Regions from separate parts of the Homo sapiens genome. Here region 1 is linked to region 2. Evidence: read pairs that join two places in POLR2A ChIA-PET (ENCODE). Cell type or tissue: GM12878. All regions are shown on one strand. Links, peaks and the distances in the headings refer to the core of each region. The heading gives the core; the rest is flanking DNA.

Region 1 (10,942 bases), core at 861-8,860, 420 kb after region 2:
CTGAGACAGGAGAATCGATTCAACCCGGGAGGTGGAGGTTGCAGTGAGCCAAGATTGCACCACTGCACTCCAGCCCGGGCAACAGAGCAAAACTCCATCTCAAACAAAAAAAAAAAAAGAAAAAAAAGAAAAAAGAAAAGAGGTTTAATTGACTCACAGTTCGGCATTGCTGGGGAGGCCTCAGTAAACTGACAATCACGGCGGAAGGCACCTCTTCACAGGGCGGCAGAAGAGAGAATGAGTGCCAGCAAGGGAAAATGCCAGTTGCTTATAAAACCATCAGATCTCCTGAGAACTCACTATCATAAGAACAGTACTGGGGAAACCACCCCCATAATAATTCAGTCAGCTCCCACCAGGTCCCTCCCATAACACATGGGGATTATAATTCAAGATGAGATTTGGGTGGGGACACAGCCAAACCATATCATGAATTAAGTACTTTTTAATTTTATTTTCTTTCATCTTTAACTTTTATTTTAAGTTCAAGGGTACATGTGCAGGTTTGTTTTATAGGTAAACTCATGTCATGGGGGTGTGCACATTATTTCATCACTCAGGTACTAAGCCCAGTACCCAATAGTTATTTTTTTTCTGCTCTTCTCCTTCCTTCTACCCTTCACCCTCAAGTAGGCTCCAGTATCTGTTGTTCCCTTCTTTGTGTCCATGAGTTCTCATCACTTAGTTCGCACTTACAAGTGAGAATGTGTGGTATTTGGTTTTTTTGTTCCTGCATTAGTTTGCTAAGGATAATGCCCCCCAACTCGATCCATGCTCCTGCAAAAGACATGGTCTTCTTCTTTTTACGGCTGCATAGTATTTCATGGTGTATATGTACCACATTTTCTTTATCGAATCTGTCATTGATGGGCATTTTGGTTGATTCCATGTCTTTGCTATTGTGAATAGAAGCACTCTTCTTTTATATCTGCCTAACAGATGGGGAGCCTGAGACTCAGAACAGTAAAGAACTTGCCCAGGTCACCCAGCTAATACGTGGCAGGCAGGAGTCACATCCAGATGTCTGCCTGTGGAAGTCCATGCATGCCTTTTCACTAGAGCTCACTGCACTTCCCCTTCCAAGTGAAAAATGTAGATGACAATGTTTGTGGAAGATGACAGAATCTGTTATTGTTAGAATTCTCATATATACATTATGGGGGCTTTTAAAATGATTTGAGGTAAAATATACATATATAATGTATCATCTTTACCATTTTCAAGTGTACAGTTCAGTGGTAATAAACATTCACATTCTTTTCTGTGGTGGTTGTTCTAAGCAACTAAAAGTTTGTTGATTTTGAGAACTATTATAATAGCAAAAGAAAAAAGTCTGAGCGAAAGAATCCTGTCACTGAAAAAATATATCAATAGGTGAGAGTGCGATGACAGGGCAAATCACTACCTATGCTAACATTCTCTCCATTGATCCTTCCTCCCTGCATTATGATTTGTGTCTTTCATGGACATGAGCTTTACTCTCCATCATGATGGCTAAAAGTCAGTACAGACCCAATCAGCAAGCCCAGTGGCCCCTCATCTGTTGGAGTCATTAAATCAAAGTAAACACTACCAACAATCTTAAGCCTCAAATCCTGATTCATCTTGACCATCCACTGGAAACGACAGGCTTCTTACAAAGTAAGAAATTTAAAAATTCTCCACAGGGAGTATGTCAGGTATCTGACAAATGTGGCCTCACCATTTTCTTTATGATAACCACATTTTCTTAATGCAAAGTTATAGCATTGAATATAGCATGAAGGTGCTCTTAGTAAGAGTTCTTAAATAAGAAGTTGATCAAAGAACAAAGAAACAAATTAATAATACTTATTTTCATCTAGTAAATGAATTTAACACAGCCTTTTCTATGATGAGGCAGAAACACAGAGATTTGTTTTTTATTTTTTATTTTTTTTTGAGATGGGAGTCTCGTTCTGTTGCCCAGGCTGTAGTGCAGTGGCACAATCTCGGCTCACTGCAACCTCTGCCTCCCAGGTTCAAGCAATTCTCCTGCCTCAGCCTCCTGAGTAGCTGGGACTACAGGTGCATACCACCATGCTGGGCTAATTTTTGTATTTTTAGTAGAGATAGGGCTTCATCATGTTGGCCAGGCTGGTCTCAAACTCCTGACCTCAGGTGATCAAGCCACCTTGGCCTCCCAAAGTGCTGGGATTACAGGCATGAGCCACCGTACCTGGCCAAGATTTATTTTACATTTGCTATTATTCATTGTAGTGGAAGTTGATCTCAGAACGAATGAATCAGTAGAGACCAGCACTGTGTCTCATTTTATCATGTTAGGAAGTGGTTGAAAATCTAAACCCTATCATTTATTTCAGTGAAAAGAAATATGCCTGAAAAGAACCATTAGCCAGGCTTATTCTACATGTATATGTTTTTATTTTTAGCATTTTGCAGCATTCTTAGTCAATTTTGCAGATAATTCAGGAAGCTATGTAAACATGGAATGTGCAGCATGAGTTTGGAGACCAAAGAAATCTCAAAAGGAATCATTTGGACATGTCTCCCATTTAATTAAATAAACAAACACCGGAGAGATCTGTGTTAGTGGAACCCATCTCATGAATGTATTAGGTAATGGTCACCACAAATGTGTTTTGTTAAAAATGGGCAGTTGGCTTCATTCATCTATTGAGAGACACCATCTCCCCATCCTCACCCTACAACAACAGTTGAAGTTCCTAAGATAATCTGGACATGAAACACAAAACTTTTCATGTAGATTAGTGACTTTTTCTTTTAAAATGAAATCTGGAGAAGTTAAGCCATTTAGATGGTTTTGCGGACAGCAGATGCATCATATCACAGACATGTCATGTGTACATAAAAAAAGTATGTGTTGTGGTAACTGCCAAGTCATTCACAGCCTAGGTTCCCCAAGGACAGGGGTTCAGCCATGGGGAGGCCAGAGAAAGGGTCATGATTCACTACGGCAGGGCCAGCGCTTGGACAGAGTTGCCTTTAATTGCCTGGTTGTCATCTCCCAGATACTCTCGGGTGACACTGTAGCTAGAGTAATGAAGAAAATAAATACACAGAATCTCATATATTCCTTGATCCTGAAATGCTCTATTTGCTCAATATTCATTAATGAGAGAAAAAATTAGATCATCTCTCATGTTTCACATTGATACCATATATCATTTTTGCTTGAGTATAAACTGACATATGTGTTCTTTCAATTATATGAAAAGCAAGATGTCAGATAGATTACATGTTTGCAATGATGCTGTTCTTTATGCTCACACTTTTGATTGGGAAAGTTTGCAGTTGAAAGGCAAGGGTAATCAGCTCAGAACAATCTGAATGGTAATTTTCTCTAGAGGTATAAAGTCATACTTTTGTCATTAAAAGGTCACATAGTTTGTGAACCTTTAAAAAAGGAACTTGAGGCCGAGGCGGGCAGATCACGAGGTCAGGAGATCGAGACCATCCTGGCTAACACGGTGAAACCCTGTCTGTACTAAAAATACAAAAAAAATTAGCCAGGCGTGGTGGTGGGCCCCTGTAGTCCCAGCTACTTGGGAGCCCGAAGCAGGAGAATGGTGTGAACCTGGGAGGCAGAGCTTGCCGTGAGTGAGATTGCGCCACTGCACTCCAGCTTGGGCAACAGGTGAGACTCCGTCTCAAAAAAAAAAAAAAAAAAAAGAACTTGATTCCATTTGGGTCTAGAATTTTTCATCATATTGCAGAAAGCAGCAAGAGGTAAGCCTGAAACACTTTAGTTTGGGTGTGATGGCATGTCAAGAGAAAACTGAGCTTTCCACTTGTATTCTCAATACCTCTCTGCATGTGGTGGAAGGGGGTTATCCTCATTCTGTCACTTAACAACAGCCATCGTTTAAGTGGCCACCACCAGATACAGGGACCACCCTAAGCTCTTTGCACACATTAGCACATTTAACATTTGCAACTACCTTTTGCCTTAAGTCTTATTGGCCCACACTTTTACAAATGAGAAAGGAGGCTTAATGGGACTAAGTATTATGCCCAGAATCAGGATTCACAGCCAGGTCTGTCTTGCTTCCAAACCCTGTGCTCTTGACCAGCTAAATATGCAATCACCTTCAGTCATTTTGTTTTGTGACTGCTTACTATTAAGACCACCTCTGATAGAAAGGAATAGGAAAGAGAGATGCTAGGACAAAGTGTTACCATTGCAAGTAAGGACGGCATACATGTGAGAAGGGAAGACTAGTGTCAAAAAGAGGTGGTCATCTTGTTGGGCGAGCCATGGCCAAATTCCTGCTTTCCCAGGGCTCGCTGCATTGTGACTTCAACCAAGGCCCATCCTTACTTGGTCAGACTCCAGCAGGAAAGGATTACCCAAAGCATGAAACAGAGAGCTTGGTCTCTTAGGTGGAAGAAGCTAATTCCTATGACACAGTATTTGAAAGGTGCCTGGTTACTTACTCTGAAAAGGTGTTGTCCCTGAGATGACTGGAGACACTAGTAGCACCAGAAGCCATTTTTTCAGTCACATGCTACTACTTATTACAGACATTCTCCATTATTTGAAAACTCCATATGTATACATTTCCTATGAAGGGATCTGTAACTTAGAAAAGGGTGTCTCCCAGTCAGAATGGCTATTATTAAAAAGTCACAAAATAACAGATGCTGGCAAGATTGTGGAGAAAAAGGAACACTTTTACACTGTGTGGGGAGTGTAAATTAGTGCAACCATTGTGGAAGACAGTGTGGTGATTCCTCAAATACCTAGAGACAGAAATACCCAGCAACCCCATTATTGGATATATGCTCAAAGAAATATAAATAATTCTATTATAAAGACACATTCACATGTATGTTCACTGCAGCACTATTCACAATAGCAAAGACATGGAATCAACCTAAATGCCTATCAGTGATAGACTGGATAAAGAAAATGTGGTACATATACACCATGGAAAAATAACTAATGGATAGTAGACTTAATACCTGGGTGATGAAATAATCTGTACAACCCCCATGACACATGTTTACCTATGTAACAAACCTGCACATCCTGCACGTTACCCCTGAACTTAAAAGTTTTAAAAAAAAGTGCTATGTATTCTTTTTTATTTTTTATTTATTTATTTATTTTGAGACAGAGTCTTACACCGTCTCCCGGGCTGGAGTGAAACAGGGCGATCTCGGCTCACTGCAACCTCTGCCTCCTGGGTTGACGGGATTCTCCTGCCTCAGCCTCCATAGTAGCTGGGATCACAGACGCACATCACCACACCCAGCTATTTTTTTGTATTTTTCGTAGAGATGGGGTTTCACCATGTTGGCCAGGCTGGTTTTGAACTCCTGACCTCATGATCCGCCCACCTCGGCCTCCCAAAGTGCTGGGATTATAGGCGTGAGCCATGGTGCCTGGCCCTGTGTATTCTTTATTGGGTAATTCCTAGATACTTCATGGGTTTTGTTACTCACTATTGTGAGTAATATCTTTTTTTGTCATATTCTAGTTGGTTATTATTGGTATAGAAAGTGCACAGCTGATTTATGTAAGCTGACCTTATATCAAATAACATTGTTGAACTCTCATATGAGCTCTAATTGTCATTGTTGAACTCTCACATAAGCTCTAAACTCTGCTAAGATTTTCTATGTTGGTAATTATATCATCTATAAATGATAACTATTCTGTCTCTTCCCTTCCAGTTTCTGTATCTTGTTTATTTTTCTTATTATATTGGCTAGAATCCCCAGTACAACGTTGAATCATTATTAAAACAAAGATAAAGGGCATCCTTAAATTTTCCTATATTTCAAAAGAAAAAAAGGTGTCTCTTTTTAAAAAAATCTGGAACCTAGATTCTGCTCTAAATTTTTTATTGACAGATAAGATTGTATGCATTTATCATGTATGACATGATGTTTTGAAGTACATATACATCGTGGGATGGCTAAAGCAAGCTAATTAATATATGCATTACCTATCATAGTGGTCATTTTTGTGGTGAGAATACTTAAAACCTACTCTCTTACCACTTTTCAAGAATACAATATATTGTTATGTAGTCATCATGTTGTACAATAGATCTCTTGAACTTATTCCTCTTATTTAAGTGAAAATTTGTAACCTTTGACCAACGTCTTCCCAACCATCTGCTCTGCTAAATTTCTGAATACCTGTGATCACAAGTTTCTGTTGCTAAGTTGTCTCTAGGTTGCTTATCTGTAATAAAATGAGTCTTAATTATGTTGGAATAGGGTATGCACCATCTCTTTCCCATGCTAAATGAAAGCACTCACAGGCAGAGTCGGTATAAAATCCATCACTTTATCTCCGGAGCCCAGCCTGGTGCCTGGTACACAGCAGGTACTAAACAGCCAATGGATGATGAAGTATACCCCTTCTTCTATGTGTTTTAGTTTTTGCATTTTGAATCTCCATCTCTCCTCCTTTTCTGTATATTTCCCTTCCTTTACCTTAAATCAATTAACTTCTTTCTATAACAAATTGCCTTATATAGATGGTGCCAGAGGATGTGATCTGAACATTCACTGAGCTACCTGTTTCCAGCCTGCAGAATTAGAGAAGATTTGGAAAACAAAACCCAAAATGAACAAACAAAACAAAATACAAAATATCCCTTTCCAATTTTGCAAGGAAAACCTCTTAAGGGACAGAAGTTGATGAACAAGATCTCACCATTATACAATGATGAAGCTAGCCCGCGGATGAGAAAACGGCTACCAGGAAGTCACGATTATTGTTGTACATTATTTGTGTTTAGTGCCAGAGAAACGATTTTCTTTCTGCAATATCTTTGCCTCAATAAAATTAAGAACGCAGTGTAAGATCCAAATTCCCCCCAAAGGGGTCAGCCTAAAAAAATTTATTATCTCTACTGCCACGGGGATTTATAGTTTCTCCTTTAATAGTTATAGTCTGATATACCATAAGTTTTGTTGGTCACTAGGTGGATTCATTTATCTCTCTTTTGAAAAACACATTGAATGTTTTAAGCAAATTCTGGCCTTTCAATTGACTGAATTTTGCATTGAGGAATGAATTGCTGAATGACTTTGGAATATGTCTCCAAAACAAGTAGACCTTAAAATAAAAACAGATACTGAAGATTGTATTTTCCTGATTGTCAGTCAAGCTAATTACGCTTTACTCTAAAGCTTTGTCTATCAGGCTAGAAAGGAAAAGGCAACTGGGGGCTCTCTCCTTGCAGAGCCTGATGTCTGGGAATATAACACCAGTTTATTCACAGCAGGAGCCTGCTGTAATTGGCAGTTCCATTTTCCCCTACTAGAGGGTAACTCTCTAGTGAAGAAAACACAGTGTTAACAAGATTTTACAAATTTGACATATGGTATCCTATCTAAAATGACCAACGAAAGTTCCTTATCTCCCCAAACAAATGCAGTTATCACAGGATAGGACTACAAAGAGTGATAGAAAAAAAAAAAAGGGGGGGCCCTTGGAGTTCTTTTATGGGGCCTGCAAATCTGTGGTCTTAACAAAAAACCTATTAATAACAACAAAAGCAAGACACTCACGGTGGCTGTGTCTCCAAGAGTTGGTGATGAAATGATGGTAAAAACCTCACCTGAATTGGTGCTTCAATAACGACAGGTGATTATGGCTAGCTCATTTGGAGTGAGGATTCTGGCCCAGGAGAGAATCCTTAGTGAGTCTATTCAGTTTAGGATGGGGCTGGTCCACGCAGCAATTAAGAGGAAATAAAAGACATGCAGGAACTAGCAACAATTCTGGGTTTATCCTCACCCTCTCCCTTAACACGCAGAAACTCTAGAATGAATTTGTAGAAAGGGTCAAATTGTTTTGATGTGGATCCAAAAAGGGCTTCTTTATTATAATATAAATCTTGCTTAAAACCATACACCCCCAATGAGGTCTCTGGTTTCTGTTTTAACTAACAAAAGAATGAAAGAAAGATTATTCTGGAACATAAAACACTAGGCAGAATGTATGCAAATTTTCCAGAAAAAGCAGAGCAAGGATTTGTGTTCTCTTTCCACTTGAACATATTAAGTGATGCATCATTTCATTTTTCCTCTGTAGGACGTTTGGGTAGATTCTAAAAAGGGGCAAAAATGGGTCCCCAGGAATTTATCCTGGATCTGCTGCTAAGATACCCCCAGTTTATTGTCTACAGTCATAATCTAGGGACTGTCATCAGACCCTATCTGATGTTCCATCTGACCCCAGCTGCAGAGATGGTGCAGGAAATGGAGATTCACTTTCAGGTTGGTGATCTCAAGGGCATTACAGAATGGGATTAATGAGCAGCTTCCAAGCACCATGTACTCGCAGTAAAGCCACAGAGTCAGGTTAAGTCCTAATTTTCATGGGGAATTAAACTGCCTTTTGATACCACCTGGTGACATATAATTGACAATCAACTGGAATCTACCCAGGTGAAGGAAGCAGCAGGATGGCAAAGCCAATTTTTTTGTTTCAGTATACTCAATGACACACACGCTCAAATACAAAAGGACAAATATTTGTTTCTCCAATTAGATTAGTTGCTCACTCAGTGTTCCTGTTCATTTCTTCTTTCCTGCCTAGATGTTCTACACAGCGATTCCCAGTAACACCTGAACTGTTTTGAAGTAGTGGAAGGAAAGGCAGGCCTTGAGTTAACACTGAGTCCCATAGCAAGAGGGTTTGGCTTTATCAAATGTCTTACCATCTTCCAGATTATGAAAGAGTCTCAGTTCGGTGCTGCTACATCTTTTGCGCCTTGCTAATATTTGCTAATCTCAGTGGGAGATAAGAACCTCAGAGTGTCACACAGTAGAACTCAGCTAGCATCTAATAATGGGCTGCTTTCATTCTGTTCATTTTTATGGCTATTCCCTCTATTTATGACAAGCATTACTGATTTTCCATTTCTAGAAGTCAGAGAATGTTTTCATGGAAAATATAGTTACTCATGCTAAGTGAAATAAGCCAGTTACAAAAGGACAAGTACTATATAATTCCACTTATATGAGGTGCCTGGGGTAGTCAAATTCATAGACAGGAAGTCGAATGGAGGCTGCCAGGGTTAGAGGAAGGAGGGAATTAGGAGCTGTCATTTATTGGATAAAGAGTTTCATTATTTGCAAGATGAGAAAATCCTGGAGATTGGTCACACAACAATGCAAATATATTTAACACCATTGCACTGCACACCTAAATATGGTTAAGATGGCAAATTTTATGTTATGTATATTGTACCATAATAATAATAATTAAAAAAAAAGCTGAAGAGGGAGGCAGAGAGGAGGATCAGAGGAAGCTGTGCTATGGAAGCATCATCAGAGAGATGGCACACTGTTGGCTTTGGAAATGGGAAGCGACCATGAGCCAAGAAATGTGGGCAGCCTCTAGAAGCTGGAAAAGTCAAGGAAACAGATTTTCCCTTAGAGCCTCCAGAAAAGAATGCAGCCATGTTCACACCTTGATTATAGTTTGGTTACACATTTTGATTCTGGCTTCCAGGGCTTACAAATTTGTGTTGTTTTAAGCACCTTTTCCCCCCTCTCCATGCCCCAAATACAGTCGCTTACTCTTTTTTTTTTTCTTTGAGTCAATTAAAGCACATTTGGAAATTATAGTGACGAGGTACATGTCTATGGAAAAACCATGAAGATGGCATGAGAATGCTTAATGTTTGAACAGAAGCCCTATCTCCTGGGCTGTAAAAGTCAAACCATGTTTTCCAAGATCTCTTATACACAAAAGGCATCATTACCATGGTGACAGATTGAAATAGGTATTTAACAAGCTTTAAATAACCCCAACTGAGGCAGTGTTCTTTAATTTTTAAAAGCACCCCCACCCAAACCCTCTCATTGTGTTGACTGATGCAAAAGTGCACCAGAGGTTAAGCGGGAGATCTGGAGCCAGCGATCCTGGATTTAACCCTGGCTCTGCCACTTACCAGCTGAATAAACTTGGGCTTATCACCTAACCTCAGAGCCTCAGCTTCTGCATTTGAGAAATGGGATCATTAGTACCTCCCTCAAAGGAGCTACTATGAGAATCAAAGAAGAAGCATGACAACTTTTGGTTTACGCCTGACACCTAATAGGTGTTCAAGTAATATTGGCTCCTATTATTATTATGATTATACTTATTATTACTAGGCATTCTGATGCTACCAAATATCTATTTTATTTCTTTCAAGAAAAAAAGATTCATCTTTTTTTTTTTTTTGAGATGAAGTCTCACTCTGTCACCCAGGCTAGAGTGCAGTGGCACAATCTCGGCTCACTGCAACCTCCGCCTCCCGGGTTCAAGCAATTCTCTGACTCAGCCTCCCGAATAGCTGGAATTACAGGTGCCCACCACCATGCCCAGATAATTTTTGTATCTTTAGTGGAAACAAGGTTTCACCATGTTGGCCAGGCCGGTCTTGAACTCCTGACCTCGTGATCCATCCGCCTCAGCCTCCCGAAGTGCTGGGATTACAGGCGTGAGCCACCACTCCCGGTCATGATTCATCTCTTTAATACGAATGAGATCTGAACAACTCTAGCCACCAGTGGAGGTTGCATTATTTGGCGTCAGGTGACTTTGGAGTCTTCCATCAAGGCAAGGTATGCATGCTCTTGGGGATGGCTCTGCTTTTAGTGAAATTCACCAACACTCCGTGCTTACTCACTGTGATTACAATCACCGTTCATGTAGGGGTCAGCCCAAAAGCTTTTGGCCAACTCACGTTTAAAGCCTGACCCAAATGCCCGGTTTGTCCACAGCTGTCATTTATCAGCAACACAATACCCCAGGGCAATGTACTCATCAAACGCTTATTGACTTAAGCTGATGGGGTTTTTTTTTCATAACATTAGAAAATATTACTTCTGATTTGAATGTTTTCTTTGCAGGATGGAAATTAAAACAAAGTGCTATTTACATGGCACCCATTTTCTGATTGGATGCACTGATTGAAGGTGA
Region 2 (10,942 bases), core at 1,836-9,835:
TTTTTTTTGTTTTGTACTTTTAGTGTCTGAAAATGTGTTTATTCTACCTACTTATTTGATAGTCTGGTTATTCTAGGTTGAAAATTATTGTCTCTCTGAATTTTGAAGGAATTTTTTCATTGCTTTCTTTGACACCTGTTGATAAATCTGGAGCCCTCTTTGTATGTGACCTGGTTTATGTCCCTGGAGTTTTGTAGAATCTTCTCTTTGATTCCAGAATTACACAGTTTTACTGCAGTGTGCTTTGCTGTGAGACTATTTGTCAACTCTTGTGTTGGTCACTCTTCAGCAACTCTTGTGAGTTCTCTTAATTTGAAAACTAGTATTTTTTAATTCTGGGAATTATTTATGGATTGCTTGGTTGAGGCAAAACATGCATAAAATGAAATTTACCACTTTTTAACCGTTGCTAAATGTACAGTTCAGTGGCATTAAGTACATTCACAGTGTTGTAGAGCCATCATCATTATTCATTTCCAGAACCTTTTTATTGTCCCAAATATAAATTCTGTACCCATTAAACAATAATGACCATTCCTCCTTCCTTCCAATCCCTGTCTAGCTTTTGTGTCTTTGAGTTTGATGGATTTTAGGTACCTCACTTAAGTGACATTATAAAATATTTCGTGTCTGGCTTATTTTACTTCACGTAATGCTTTCAGGGTTCAGGGTTGTTTTCACCTTTTAGCCATTGTGAATAACACTGCCGTGAATGTTGGTGTGCGAGTGTCTAAGTCTGTACTTTTACTTCTTTTGGGTATACACCTAGAAGTAGAATTGCTGGATCATACGGTAGTTCTGTGTTTAACTTTTCGAGGAACTGTATTCCACAATGGCCGCGCCATTTTACGTTCCCATCAGCAGTGCCCATTGGTCCCAGTTTCTCCATATCCTCACCAGTGCTTGTTATTTTTCATTTTAGAAAATGTTTTTGATTTAAAATAATCATTGGTTTCTTCTCCACTTTTCTGTGTGTGGGTGTGTGTATTTTTTTCTTTTTAAACTGGTCATTTAGACTTTGAACCTCTTGTACTACTATTACAGTTTTCTGATTACTTCCCTCCTTTTTATAAATGTCTTTAAACAATGCACCTTTAAAAAAGAGTGTTAAATGGTGCCATCATTGAGTTAGTAGTTTTGTTTTATTTTAACTCCTCCTCTTCCCTCCAAATCTATAGTTTTTGTGTGTGTAGAATTTTCCAGGTAACGCAGAACACTTGCTGACTATTATTACTCAGGCTATGGAGATTCCTACCAGTTAGTGGACACATATTTTCCTCCAATTTCTTAGTCTTCAAGAATCCTAGCTCCATTTGATAACTATGAGTAGTGCTTTTTGAATAACTTCTTTTGGAGGGATGAGACTGCAGCAAGCTATAGTTTTGTTTTGTTTTTTAGAGACTGTTCCTCTTTTGCCCAGGCTGCAGTGCAGTGGCACAGTCATAGCTCACTGCAGCCTTGAACTTCTGGGTTCAAGCAATCCTCCTACCTCAGCCTCCCAGGTAGCTAGGATTATAGGTACATGCCACCATGCCTGGATAATTTTTAAATTTTTTGTAGAGATGGGATCTCGCTATGTTGCCCAGGCTGGACTCAAACTCCTGGGCTCAAGCAGTCTTCCTGCCTCAGCCTTCCAAAGTGTTGGGGTTACAGGCATTGGCTACTCTGCCTGGCCCTAGTTTTGTTCTTAAAAAAAAAAAAACATTTCCAACAGTTCAGATCATTGGTCTGGGCAAAGGTAGGTGAGACCTCAAAAGCACAGGGAACGAAAGCAAAAACAGATGAATGGGATTACATCAAGCTAAAAAGCTTCCGCACAAGGGAAGAGTCAGTAGAGTGAAGAAAATGAAATGGGAGAAAATATTTGCCAACTATCTTTCTGACAAGGGATTAATAACTAGAATATGTAAGGAATTCAACTCAAAAGCAAAAACACCAAATTATCCAATTAAAATGGGCTAATTATCTGAACATTTTCAGAAGACATACAGGTATGTGAAAATATGTTCAACATTAGTAATCATCAGGAAAATGTAAATCGCAACCACGATGAGATGTTATACACCCCAGTTAAATGACCATTATCAAAAAGACAAGCCAGGCATGGTGGCACACACCTGTAGTCCCAGCTACTCGGGAAGCTGAGGTGGGAGCATCACTTGAGCCGAGGAGGCAGAGGTTGCAGTGAGGTGAGATTGCATCACTGCACTCCAGCCTGGGTGACAGAGTGAGACCCTGTCTAAAAAAGGAAAGAAAAAGAAATGGCAGATTCTGGCAAGGGTGCAGAAAAAGGGAAACACTAGTACACTGCTAGTGGAAATGTAGATTGGTACAGCCACTATGGGAAACAGTGTAGAGATTCCTCAGAAACCTAAAAATAGGTCTACCATCTGACCTAGCAATCCCCACTGCTGGATAAATGTCCAAAAGAAAAGAAATCAGTGTGTCAAAGAGATACCTGCACTTTCTTTTTTTTTCCATTTTTGAGATGGAGTTTCGCTCTGTTGCCCAGGCTGGAGTGCAGTGGCACAATCTCGGCTCACTGCAACCTCTGCCTCCTGAGTTCAAGTGATTCTCCTGCTTCGGCCTCCCCAAGTAGCTGGGACTACAGGCACACACCACAACGCCTGGCTAATTTTTATATTTTTAGTAGAGACGGGCTTTCACCATGTTGGCCAGGCTGGTCTTGAACTCCTGATCCGCCCACCTCTGCCTCCCAAAGTGCTGGGATTACAGGCATGAGCCACTGCGCCCGGCCAATACCTGCACTTTAATATTTATTGCAGCATTATTTACAGTAGCCAAGATAGAGAATCAATCTAAGTATCTACAAATGGATGCATGGATAAAGAAAATGGTGTATATATACGCACACACACAGTGAAATACAGTCCAATTCAGATATAAAAAGAATGAATGAAGTCCCATCCTTTGCACCAATGTGGATGGAACTGGAGGTCATTATGTTAAGTGAAATAAGCCAGGCACAGAAAGACAAATATCACATGTTCTCATGCATTATGTTGGAGCTAAAAAAGTTGATCTTAACGGAGGTAGAGAGTAGAATGAGGGTTATCAGAGGCTGAGAAGGGTGGGGGGCCAGGAATGAATAGAAATTGGTTACTGGGTACAAAAGTACAGTCAGATAAAAGGAATAAGTTTTAGTATTTGATAGCACAGTAGGATGACTATAGTTAACAATTTATTGTATATTTCAAAATAGCTAGAGAAGATTTGAAATGTTCCCAGCACAAATGATAAATGTTTGAAATGGATAGCCCAAATATCGATTTGACCAATACACGTTGCAAACATGTATGAAAAGTATCACATGTATCCCATAAATATGTATAATTATGTATCAGTACAAATTTCCAGTTTATCTTTTTAGTTTTGTCATATGTAAATGGAGATTCCCAGGAAGCGTTAATTCATTTAGTAGCGTTGACATGTTCATTTTCCATGTATTCAGTCCTTAAACCAAAGTACAAATTGTTCTTGTGATAGGTACTTTGCTTTTAATGATTTTTTTCTTCTTTTTTTGAAAGTATGAGATACATTCCAGATGCATTCCAGATAATTATTACTTACGTGATTGGCATTTTTAAAGTAGCACATAACTCTGGGATATACTTTAAAGTAGCAGTGAAAGTAATCTGTATATAAAATTACACAAAATAAACGAATACCAAAATATTAGCTAACATAGCAGACATTGTTAAGATACTTTTGTTTTACTGTCAAACTCAAGATTCTTCAGGATAAAACCTTTGTATTAAAATATACAGTAATCTCTCACCACTTGTGGCAGTGCTAACTCATTTTTATATTTCAGTAACAGATATTTTAAGCTTTAATCATTTACATATGTCTTTCAGTCTCCCTAAATTTAAAAATGAAATGATTATTGTCTTCTTTGCTGTATATCACATGGATTGGTCTTTGGGTTGGATAGAAGGGGGATTTTTTTTCCCCCTCCACTTAATACACAGACGACTACACCCAAGAAAAAAATTCTAGATTAGATCTTCATAGCACATTGTCCTGTACAACTGAAAGTGATTCATGAGATTTTAATGCTAATGAGTATATTTTTTTAAATGAATCATCTGTATATTAGGTTTAGATTATTTAGATTTCTCTTTCCCTCTTTCTTTAAAAAGATGTATATACATGTGCTACAAATCTTATTCCTCAAATTTTGTGACTTTGATCTTGGCAGTTCTGATTTCCCCAGCCTTATTATTTTAAGGTAACCAGTTAAGATGTTAACAAAAGGGATTGTGTATTGCAGTGTTCTCCACCAGGAACCACTTCCCTCCCATGGTTCATTTGGCAATGACTAGAGACTTTTTTTTACCACTTGGAGTGAGGATTGCTGCTAGATAGAGGTCAGGGATGCAAATATCCTACAGTGCACACAGACAGCAGCACATCACAAGCTAAAACCCTTTGGCTCAAGATGTCCATAGTGCTGAGTTTGAGAAACTCATTTATTGTTTATATTAAACACCTGCTTCTTGGCTTTACTTTAGTCAATATATTTCCAATTCCTTTTTCTGTAAGGTTCAGCTTAAAGTTCCAACTTTGTCCTGAGGCCCTTCCTTGTTGAGCCCTAAACCTACACTGTGATCTTTAGGTTCTCTTGTACCATCACTGAAATCTCGGCAATTAAGTGTTTATGATGTTTTATTTTCTATTTAATATCTGTAAGTCTGGTTTTCCAAATGAATTTTGTTTTATTGTTTTAAGCACACCTGCTGGCAGTAACAAAGTAATTTTGTTAGTCAAGGATTGTTACATATTTCTTCAGGACTTGCTAACTGCTGTTGACCTTCATGTTAGGGCTGAGTTGGTAGAATGAAAAAAAGGGCCCAGGTCCTACCAACCCGGTCCTGTCTGACACATGTGGGGGTGAAGGGATAGATCAGTCCCTTTTGATGGCAGATTGGAATTGGTTATCAACTAGATTGTAGAGGGGGTGGTAAAAAGCAGGAGCAAAAGTGGTGAGAAAAGTGACACTCTAGTTTCAGGGAGGAAGGTAGATCCACTTCAGCCATTAAGCTAGTACAAGTTAAAAAACTCAACATCTCTTTGTTGGCTGTGGTCATTGTGAGCCGTGCTGTTAGAAGAGTCATCTTTGGTACAGCACTGACATAGAAGGGAGGAGTCTATGTTGGTATAGTAATAGATTCTAGGGACATTTTTTTTTCTTTTTGTTTTTTCTTTTTTTTTGGAGATGGAGTCTCACTCTGTCACCCAGTGGAGTGCAGTGTCACCCAGGCTGGAGTGCAGTGGCATGATCTTGGCTCACAGCAACCTCCACCTCCCAGGTTCAAGCAATTCTCCTGCCTCAGACTCCTGAGTAGCTGGGACTACAGGTGCGTGCCACCAAGCCTGGCTAATTTTTGTATTTTTAGTAGAGACAGGGTTTCACCATTCTGGCCAGGTTGGTTTCAAAATCCTGACCTTGTGATCCGCCCAGCCAGGGACATTTTCTATAAGGGCTCAAAGGCTAAAAATTAAGCACAAGTCAGGCTAACCGGAATATACTGTTGGTTGGACTTTTTGTTTTAATTGGTAGGGAGAGGTGGATGAATAGGTAGTAATTTGAATCTTTAGGCATTTTTAGAATCCTTATCATGAATATGTAAGTTGCCAAGAAAGAAACCCAGGTTTACACTGAGCTATTGTCTGAAAGTTTGTGTTACCTTCTGAAGCTTTCTTTTTCATCTGATTGGATCCTTTATGTGTACAACCATTTAGCACTCTAATTTGAAAAATTTGTCACTTTCAGTGGCAAATACTTTCCCTTCAGAATTTTTGTCAAAACTTTATTGTTTCAAAGCAGGTACTATGCCATCTTCAGATAGAAGTTTATGAGCAAGAAAATATGTAACACTTCAAGGATAATTTCAAAATAGGAAACATGAGAAATATTTTAGTGTCATTTCATTTATATAAAAAACAATACTTTTTTTATGAGACTGAGTTTTGCTTTTGTTGCCCAGGCTGGAGTGCAGTGGCGCCATCTTGGCTCACTGCAACCTCGGCCTCCCAGGTTCAAGTGATTCTCCTGCCTCAGCCTCCTGAGTAGCTGGGATTACAGGCATGCCCCACCATGCCAGCTCATTTTTGTATTTTTAGTAGAAATGGGGTTTCACCATGTTGGCTAGGCTGGTCTCAAACTCCTGACCTCAAGTGATCCATCCACCTGGGCCTCCCAAAGTGCAGGGATTACAGGTGTGAGCCACCATGCCTGGCCAAAAACAATACTTTTTACCTTTGAAGCAGTCAGTACAAAATGAGAATCCAAAAATTCTGTTCATAATTGTATCACATAATTTACCTTTTCCATAACACAAAAATAAGCAAAAGACAGATAATTTTAGAGAGGTGGGGAATGGGCCCATGGTTCTTAACTGGGGACAATTTTTGACTCCCAAGGAACATTTGATAATGTTGGGAGACATTTATGGTTGTCACAACTGGAGTGGGTGGTGTGCTGCAGGTTTCTAGTGGGTAGAGGCCAGGGATGTAGCTCCACATCCTCCAGTACAAAGGACATCCTCCTGTGACAAAGAATTCTATCCAACTTGAAAATGTCAGCAGTGGCCGGGCCTGGTGGCTCACGTCTGTAATCCCAGCACTTTGGGAGGCCAAGGCGGCGAATCACCTGAAGTGTCAGGAGTTTGAGACCAGCCTGGCCAACATGGCGAAACACCGTCTCTACTAAAAATACAAAAATTAGCCAGGCATGGTGGCAGGTGCCTGTAATCCCAGCTACTTAGGAGGCTGAGGCAGGAGAATTGCTTGAACCAGGGAGGCGGAGGTTGTAGTGAGCCGAGATCGCCATTGCACTCCAGCCTGGGCGACAAGAGTGAAACTCTGTCTCCAAAAGAAAAAAGAAAATGTCAGTAGTGCCAAAATTGAAGAAGCCCTGGGATGAGGGATTGCAAAGGACCTGTTAACACATAAAACAAGTGTCTTGTGGTCAAAATCAGGTAAAAATATTCCATTTCACTAGCAATGAAGGAAATGTAAATTAAACTGTTTCTCTACTAGCATATTGACAGAATTTTTGAAAGGTTATCATACTCAAATGTAACATGTTGCTTTATATTACTGATGACACTACAAAGTATGGTACATGGTGTCTGGGGAGTTTCTGAAGGTTGAAACAAAAGTCTTGACGTATGTACTTCATACTTCGGACTCAATAATTTCACTTACAGAAATCTATCCTCAGGTGATAAATAGATGCCTACAGGGTTTATTATTAGGCTGTTAATCACATAACTACATAATTATTTTTAATTGTAATGAAGTAGATGTGACCTAATTTTTTTTTTTTTTTTTTTGGAGACAGTCTTGCTCTGTCACTCAGGCTGGAGTGCAGTGCAGTGGCATAACCTTGGCGCACTGCAACCTCTGCCTCCTGGGTTCAAGCGATTCTTCTGTCTCAGCCTGTCTGTAATTCCAGTAGCTGGAATTATAGGCGCTCACCACCATGCCTGGCTAATTTTTGTATTTTTAGTAGAGGTGGGATTTTACCATGTTGGCCGGGCTGGTCTTGAACTGCTGATCTCAGGTGATCTGCCTGCCTCAGCCCCCGAAAGTGCTTGCATTACAGGCGTGAGCCATCGCACCCAGCCCTAAATATTTTTTTAAACTGTGATTAATAAATTATGGCACAAATACGTGGTGCAGTTAAAAATCTTGCCCTCAAAGACTGTTTGTCCCATGCAAATACCCGTAGTGAGTAAGGAGGAGGGAAAAAGGAATATTAGGATGTCAAATTTGAAAAATATATTAAAATGTTACTTTAGTGATGATGGTTGACTGCAGATTATGGATACATACTTCTATGTCTTTATTATTTCTTATAATGGCTGTACTATTAATGTAATCAGAAAAAACACATTATTTAGTTTTTAAATCCTATTAACATTTTGGAGTAGTCTCAATATTTTTCAGTTTACTGACTAATCTGTCCTTTACCATATATCAGATTTTCATATATGTGTGGGTGTGCTTCTCCGCTCTCTTCTGTTCCACTGATCTATTTTAATGTTCAGTTAGTCGACAAGATGTAATATGATGTGGAATGATAATGTAAAAGAATCTCTTGTTTCGTGCCCCATTTATAGAGAGAGTAATTTGTGTTTTAAAATTAGTCCTTTTAAAAATGTCATAATTTTATGTAAGCAACTCAGTGTTTTCTTACTTTTGCAGATCTTTCACTTATTTAATTCAGTATTCAGATTAAATATACTTGTTTTGTTTGCCTCAGTCATATAATTAAGACTGAATTATTTGACATTTTAAGTCATCTGATTGAAATATCTGCCTTTTAAACATTAAGTGTATTTTAAGCCTGTCACCTTTAATGAATGATCATCTCCATTAGATTTTATTTATTCATTCTTCTCAGATTCCCGTTTGATGTTTATAAATGGTGCAGTATTTGCTATCCTTTGGAGTAGCTAATAGTAGTAGGACTCTCCTGAGCTTTGTTGTGCTCTTAGTGTTCCTCACACTTTGTGTGCAATGCAGATAGGCTGAGTAGAGAGTAATCTTAGTAGAACTGGAAATGTTAGGAACCAGTACGTTAAGGTGGTTGGCCGCTGGCCACTAAATTGTTGTAGCACCACTTGGGAAAAGAAAAGATGGATTTTCTGTCCTTAAGCCTCTGGAAAATACCTTTAGCCTTTAGAGAATTGTGAGAGAAACATGTTTGAATATGAACTTGTGAGTTCCTATGGAGAAAAAAGGTCAATGTAAAATCTAGCACCAGGATATATTTATTAGAGATATGAATTGTACTTTCCTACAGGAGAAACTGCAAAAATGGGAAAATGGAAGGGGAGAAGAAAAAGGAAGTGAAGGGAGGTGAAGCTACTTAGTTAATGGTGATTAATTTCAGTACATTATTGAGTTAATTTCAGTAAAGTAGATTTAAATTTTGAGTATGTATTTTATTGGAGGGGATTTTATGTGGAGAAATTTGTTCTGAAGTTGAAAATGTGTTTATGTCTTATGAGCATCTTTTTAGAATAATTTGATTTTCATATTGAAAGCCAAGGGTTTTTTTGTTCTCATTTCTACTCATCCAGTGAGTGTACATTCCTAAGAAATTGTTTTTGTTGCCAAGTTTTTAGTTGATTTGCGCATGGCCTGTTTTTTGTGCCTGAATATAATTTCTTTTTTTTTTTTTTTTTTTTTGAGATGGAGTCTCGCTGTGTCACCCAGGCTGGAGTGCGGTGCTGCAATCTTGGCTCACTGCAACCTCCGCCTCCTGGGTTCAAACAATTCTCCTGTCTCAGCCTCCCGAGTAGCTGGGAATACAGGTTTGTGCCACCACACCCAGCTAATTTTTGTATTTTTAGTAGAGACAGGATTTCACCATGTTGGCCAGGATGGTCTTGGTCTCTTGACCTTGTGATAAGCCCGCCTCGGCCTCCCAAAGTGCTGGGATTACATCCGTGAGCCACCGCGCCTGGCCCCTGAATTATATAACTTTTAGGGAAGCATTTTCTGTTTTTGTTTTTATCAAATAGTTGTCCTCCATCAAAAAGCTGTATCTTTCACATTTTATGAATGCCCTCCCCATATATATATGTGGAATAGTATCACTTGAATTGCATCGTATTGATCTAATTTAGAGTAACTGCTTGATTTATTTGAAAGTTAAGACTACAGTGTGTTCATAATTCATGTCAATTTATGGGGCTTAATTTCTGTCTCATGAGTTAGTGCCATAGAGTCTTTGAATCTCTTCAGAATTTCCATTACCTGGGATCCCATACCTCTTGTCTGGCTGTTCCCATTAATGTGCTTTTTTTGGACCGCAAACATGTCATGTCAGATGGTTAATGGAAAGATGAGATTAAAACACACCACAAGACTCTGTGCATATGGAAATCTGAACTCACGCTATGAATTGGTGATTATTAAAAGCACAAAAAATTATTAATTTAAGAAATGAAAAGTATAAGCGTCCTATTTCAGTATAACTTGCCCTGGTATGTTTAAGTATGAAGTGCATGTGGAGAGTCTCATAAAATTTAAAGATAAATTTTAGGAACCAAAAGCAATTGTACATTAATAAGGATTAATATTAGGCATATCAAAAATTCTGTGAAATTAAAAATTAAAAATTCTGCTTGTTAAACCTCAAATTCCCCTTTCTAAAATAGGATAGGGAAAGGTGGAAAAAACTAATCATGCAAATAGCTTTTAATTATCCTCACCATTTTTAAAAGTAATAGCATACTTTTAAAATACATAATTCACTCATTTAATAGAATGGAATTGTTGGATTACAAATCTGCATTTACCTTTCTGAGGAACTGCCCAAGTACTTTCCAAAGCAACTACACCATTTTACTTTCCCACCAGTAATGTATGACATTACCAGTTTCCCCACATCAACCCAGCACTCGTTCATTATTCATCTTTTTGATTATAGCCACCCTAGTGGGTGTGAAATGGGTGGTTTTGATTTGCATTTCTCTAATAGATAATAATGCTGAGCATCTTTTCATATGCTTATTGGCCATTTGTGTATCTTCTTTGTGGGGAAATACCTATTGAAATATACCTAATGTAAACCTTACCATTTTAACTATTTGAAGTGTACAATTTATTGCCAGTAAGTACACTCACGATGTATGTTACCATCACTATCATCCATCTGCAGAACTTTTCATTTACACAAACTTGAAACATTGTACACATTAAAGAATAAGTCCCTTCACCTTCCTCCCCACAGTTCCAGACGACTCTAAATTGACTATTCTTGATAGCTCATATAAGTGGAATCATACAATAGTCGTTCTTTTTGTGTCTGGCTTATTTCACTTTGCATAATGCCATCAAGCTTAATCCATGTCAGAATTTCTTTCAGATTAAAGACTGGATAATATTCGTGTGTGTGTGT

Evidence for each region. Peaks named below come from ENCODE experiments on the same cell type or tissue, not always from the same donor. Only the 100,000 strongest peaks of a DNase experiment are listed, where the experiment ranks them.
Region 1: POLR2A ChIA-PET joins it to region 2 with 7 read pairs; 2 of 35 experiments call an interaction of 5 or more read pairs at or near these places.

The regions. Positions count from the first base shown.
Region 1 is chr3:73,458,891-73,469,832 of GRCh38, forward strand. The region is part of intron 3 of PDZRN3 (PDZ domain containing ring finger 3); the gene reads right to left. Among named protein-coding and RNA genes, the nearest start is that of PDZRN3-AS1, 160 kb to the right of the region's middle. In GM12878, for the core only: no CTCF peak of the experiment used is centred there; no DNase peak of the experiment used is centred there.
Region 2 is chr3:73,033,158-73,044,099 of GRCh38, forward strand. The region is part of intron 2 of PPP4R2 (protein phosphatase 4 regulatory subunit 2); the gene reads left to right. Among named protein-coding and RNA genes, the nearest start is that of EBLN2, 23 kb to the right of the region's middle. In GM12878, for the core only: no CTCF peak of the experiment used is centred there; no DNase peak of the experiment used is centred there; H3K27ac peaks cover 1,048 bases.